Regions from separate parts of the Homo sapiens genome. Here region 1 is linked to region 2. Evidence: chromatin contacts called from ENCODE Hi-C or POLR2A ChIA-PET data. All regions are on one chromosome and are shown on one strand. Each heading gives the region's core, a stretch centred on a gene start or an enhancer-like site at or near the end of the contact. The rest is flanking DNA. Distances are from core to core; before and after follow the strand shown.

The links. A loop is a pair of places that touch in the nucleus more often than their neighbours do. ChIA-PET counts read pairs that join two places held with the same protein, here RNA polymerase II (POLR2A). Pooled maps may share reads with other maps.
Region 1: a loop to region 2 is called in a map of Caco-2, with 2.8 times the contacts of the local background. The contact joins two enhancer-like sites. A Hi-C loop is called at or near these places in 3 of 168 maps with a recorded cell type or tissue (Caco-2, mammary epithelial cell and tibial artery) and 1 of 50 pooled maps. POLR2A ChIA-PET finds 5 or more read pairs at or near these places in 2 of 52 experiments (OCI-LY7 and T-cell).

The regions. Positions count from the first base shown.
Region 1 is chr13:73,209,220-73,211,919 of GRCh38, reverse strand. No RefSeq gene overlaps it. Among named protein-coding and RNA genes, the nearest start is that of KLF5, 150 kb to the right of the region's middle. Within about 2 kb of position 1,344, at least 3 of the 41 ENCODE cell types and tissues checked have a DNase peak (open chromatin) inside an H3K27ac peak, as active enhancers do.
Region 2 is chr13:73,167,904-73,170,603 of GRCh38, reverse strand. It overlaps the pseudogene RNU7-89P. Among named protein-coding and RNA genes, the nearest start is that of KLF5, 110 kb to the right of the region's middle. RefSeq lists an enhancer at 186-757. Within about 2 kb of position 1,348, at least 5 of the 41 ENCODE cell types and tissues checked have a DNase peak (open chromatin) inside an H3K27ac peak, as active enhancers do.

The sequences.
Region 1 (2,700 bases), core at 95-2,594, 41 kb before region 2:
ATACTAGAGGTACCCACTGAATTCAAATGGTTCTAAATTGCTGTGGTCTTTCCTAGTCATATGACTTGAACCTTAGTCTCTACTGTGAAGTGAAAACAAAATGGAAGTAAATGACCTCAAAACTGCCCCATGGGCCGGAAGCAGTGGCTCACGCCTGTAATCCCAGCTCTTTGGGAGGCTGAGGTGGGCAGATCACGAGGTCAGGATATCGAGACCATCCTGGCTAACATGGTGAAACCCCGTCTCTACTAAAAATACAAAAAATTAGCCAGTCGTGGTGGTGGGCGACTGTAGTCCCAGCTACTTGGGGGGCTGAGGCAGGAAAATTGCTCAAACCCAGGAGGCGGAGGCTGCAGTGAGCCGAGATCACGCCACTGCACTCCAGCCTGGTGATAGAGCGAGACTCTGTCTCAAAAAGGAAAACAAACAAACAAACAAACAAACAAACTTCCCCATGGCCAGGAGGGCTAACACTTGAGCAATCTCAGGAGCCCAGGACCAACCAGTGTTTAAAGACTTCCCCATGAGATGTGGGGCATTTGCCACAGCTGGGAAAGATGTGAGCTGAATTTCTCACTGTGATTCAGAACTTACTGGCCATTCCAGATTAGTACAAAAATTCAAAGGAACACGTCCTTTGAACATAAAAATCCCATCTTCCATTTGTAAAGAAAACCCCGAAATATGCTTTTTCTCTGCCATTAAAGTTCTGACTGTACTTAGAAAATGATCTTTACTCCTGGTCTATAGAGTTCTAGTTAAATTTTTAACAGTATCCCTAAAACACAAAAATTTGTATCTCTTATTTTGAAATCTTCTAAGAAAATCATTTTCATTCATTATGAAGGTGTTGGACTGGACACATGTAAAGTTCTTTCTTGCTCTAGTCTCTGCTGTTCCTTTGTGCTCATCCAATAAGCACTTACTAGGCATTTTTTGTGTACCAATAACATACAAGATGTCTTGAGATATTTAAAAGGATAAAGCCCTTGAGAAGCATACACTACCTGTTTTCACTCCAATTTTATTCCTACACACACAATGCAAGTATGTGCCTCTTAAACTTCCCCAGCCTTATCAGCTGTCAACCTTTCACCTAAAAGTTTTCAAACACATTTCCATTTTCCTGCGCCCAAGAACCCCTTATATCACTGAGTTCTAAGTCTTTATTTACTGCCAGAATTATATCAGAGAATCTTGACTCTTTCACTTTTGTTGCGAAACTTCAGGTTGACTCTTGAGGTAGGAAAATTACTGAGAACTTACCATTTGATCCTCATAATAGCACGGTGACCCTGGAGACACCAATCCAATGATTCAACACCACTGGGCGCTTTTTTCTGAACTTACAGTGCTCACAGAGATCACAGTCTAATGAGAGAGAGAGGCAGTTCAAATAAAATGGGAACAATAGGAGCTTTAGGAGCCAGAGGAGGAATCTCTGCTTCAGAGGGGATGCCACGATCTGGGGAGGCTTTTGGTGGAACAGGGCCCGAGCTGAGGTTGGAACAAGATGTATGTATTGATTGACTATAGGGAGAAAGGTAAGCAGAAAGAGTACAAATGCATTCCAAACAAGGGAAGCAACAGTCATTCAACAAATATTTGTATTAGACACTACAGACCTAGTGGTGCCAATATAATCCATTAATTACATTTATGTTTGGGGTTACAAAGGCACAGAACAGATTATAGCCAGGCTACCACACTTTCTGAACCCTACTCTGTTGCCAAGTGATGTTCTAAGCATTATATTTATAATTCCTCACAACTAATAAGGAAACAGGCACAGAGAGGCCAAGTTGCTTGCCTGCAGTTACACAGCTGGTAAAGAATAGAGCCAAATTCAAACCCAGACAGACTGACTCTTAACCATAAAAAACAGAAATCAGTAGTTGGAGGAGGAGTGGGATCTAGATGGACCAAGGAAAGTTTTGATAAAATGGTGATGGAATAATTAGTAGGACTTAACCAGATAAGGAGATGGAAGAAGAATGCGCCAAGGGAAGTACAGCCCTGGAGGGATTACTTCTTTTCTGACCACTGCACCCCACCACCAAGTCTGTTATAGATATGCTGCTGCTGAGCTCTTAGAGCAATGAGGCTGCAGAGCTTTGGAGATTTTATTCTAACAACAAAGAGCACCCAGTGAAAAGCTTTAAGAAGAACAAGATTAAATTTGTACTTTTAAGAGATCACTGTCGCTGTTGAATGGAGAACACATTGGATGGAGGCAAGATTAGGGGCAGGAAAACTAGTCAGAACGCTATTTTAGTTGAATTCGATTAAGATGTGGTGGTGGCTTCCATCGGAGTGGTGGCACAGAAAGGTATTAGACAGATTTGAAAAAAAAAAACATAGGAGGTAAAAAAAAATAGGAGGTGCACTAAAAAGGAAACACAGGAGAAGAAACAGGTTTGCAAGGAAGAGCATGACATGATCATATGGTTCTGTATGACCCCAGTGAAGGGTGAGTATCAGTGTGGATGCATTTTGGAGAGGTGAGACTAGAGAAAGGCAGTCCCTAGACCATGAAAGGCCTTGTGTGTTAAGCTAAGGAGTATAAATTTCCTCCTGAAAGCTAAGATCTGTGACGACACGTTTTCTTTTTCTGTGTAAATTGCATATATATATATATATTCTATATATATTCTATATATATATTCTATATATATTCTATATATATTCTATATATATATT
Region 2 (2,700 bases), core at 99-2,598:
TGAGACCAGCCTGGCCGACATGGTAAAACCCCGTCTCTACTAAAAATACAAAAATTTGCCAGGCGTGGTGGCACGCACCTATAGTCCCAGCTACTCGGGAGGCTGAGGCAGGAGAATCACTTGAACCTGGGAGGCGAAGGTTGCAGTGAACCGGGATCATGCCACTACACTCCAGCCTGGGCGACAGAGCAAGACTCTGTCTAAAAAAAAAAAAAGAAAGAAAGAAAAGCCTGTGAGTTGAGGGGAAGGGGTGGTAAATAAGGCTATCCTCTGGGTAAAAGCTCTCAAAGCAAAAAGCTGTCACAGGTCCTCTGCTACATGCTAGTCAAGAGCAACCCAAGATTGAGAGGAGAAATACCTCAACTCCTCCAAAGAACTGCTTCTCCCCACTAGCACCTTCATGGCTAGGAGGTGGGAGGGAGGGTGTTAAGTCAGCTCAGCTGGTATCTTGCTCGGTTTTGCATTTGCATGCATCTGTATCCTCTTTTGTTTCCCCGGAAGTGGAAGTTATTAAAGTATCACAAGAATGCTGGGTCTCACAATGTTCCTGTCTGCCCTGTTCAAGGAAGTAGGCAGAATAGTACACTGGTCCCTGTTCTTGGAAAATTTGCAGCACAAAGAAAAGAAAGAAAAAAAACAGAAAAGATGAGATAAACCCTGATTAAGCAGACAAGCTTCATAATGTTTATCCAAATTAAATCTCTTCACATTGGTGTTTACCCATCATTAATTCTTATGTAATCACATTAGAGGAAAAACGCCTTGCATTAGTGGATGCTGATATTGGCCTTATGAAAGCGAGTTACCTTTTCTTATAGCAAATCTGTAGCAAGCCAATACGGAGGCTCCAGTCAGTTTATCAAAAGTTATCAGTCAAATGGAGTCAGAGGACAGTTCTAATAGAGACTCAAGGATGAAAGAAGAAAATCTGAAAAGAATCACTTTGAAAAGCTTGAGAGCCATTAGATTTGTGAGACCCAGAGCTAGGAAGACAGTAAAAACTGGGAAAACCTGTGATTTTTTTTGATGGGGGACATTTCTTTTTCCTGCCTTTTGTCTGTGAAAATGGCACTTTTGGCTAACAGCTCCAGAACTGCAGGAGGAATGATACATGCAAATGGTTTGCTTCTCATCCCATCTCTCTCTCATGCTTCAGTTCAGCAAAGCAACCCAAGTATCGGCACGAAAATAAGACAACCTAGCCTCCCACTTTGCTTGAATGATTTCCATATCCAGTAGGACAAGTTCTCCTGGGACAGGCCTGTAACCACAGGCACATGTCTCACCCTGTTAAGACGCAACAGCAGGTAAAGCAACCTGAACTCCTCACAGTAGAATCGGGTACACAAACTCACACCCACGCGCAAAAGTGAGGGAAGGCAACCTGGACAAAACTTTCCATCATTTGCTTCCAAAGCAGATATTCCTCAGGGGGAAGGGCGCAGGGAGGGCAGCTCCACGGACAGAGGCGTGCCCAAACCTTTCCACTTGCTTTGTTGTTCTACCTCTGAGCATTCGAGCAGGAATCTGAACCAGATGTGGGGTTAAAAGCATCACTTTGGAAGTTTCTGGGAATGAAAAATGACCTCCTCTCAAAAGAATTTTTTTTTCTACTTTGCTCTTTGTTTAAGTTTCCCTTTTATGGTACTTTCTTTTCTCCCCTCTTTCTCTTAAACCCACTGCACTCCTCTCATTTGGAGCTATCCATTGACACAGGTCGTCCCTCAATCTCTTATTACCCACACTGAAAGTTTCTCTTCTACTGGTGAATAAAACTGGTTCATTCTAGGACATCACCATTGTCCAGTTCTGTTTGTCACATTTTAACTCTTTACTGAGTCACAGGGCCTGGGTAGGACAGGGGACCTTGGTTAACCACTCTGTCATTAATTCAGGCAACAAATATAGAGCATAGTAATAAACAACATGGGCTTGGGACAAAGAACAGAAATGGTTTTAGATTCCAGGTCCAACACTTCACTAGCTGTGTGACCATGGTCATGTCCATGAATATCTTTAAGCCTCAGTTTCCTCACAACATATGGACATAATATACTGTTTGTTACTTTCCACCTGGATTGTTATGAGAATTAAATAAGGTAATGTATGCAAAGCAGTTAGCATAGTGCCTGGCATACAGGAAGCTGAGTAATAGAGGCCATTATCAGCATCATCACAACCATCATTGTTACTAAGCTACACACAGTGCCATGCCAGACAATGGGAAAGAAACATGAATAAGGTTCTGCCACCAAGAAGCTCATAGTCTACTCTTAGACACACACACACATGCTCTAATCCCAGCACTTTGGGAGGCTGAGACAGGTGGATTGCTTGAGGCCAGGAGTTCAAGACCAGCCTGGGAAACATAGTGAGATCCTGTCTCTACAGGGGACAAAAAAAAAAAAAAAAAAAAAAAAAAAAAAAAAGTTTTTTTAAAGAAACAAACACATACTTATTACAGGTCTTTTAAAATTTGTCTAGCAGGTTTTCCAATATTTACTGGAAACCCTCCCCCACCTGCCACACACACAAAAGAAAGACACAGACATGTAAACAAATAATAATATAACAAACTCAATCTGACCTTCTGCCCCCATTTTTCTGAATTCCTTATATTCAAAAAGGTACAGAGCTATGCCTTTGGATCAATGAACTGAAGCTAATTTTTTTTTTTTTTTTTTTTTTTTTTTTTTACTC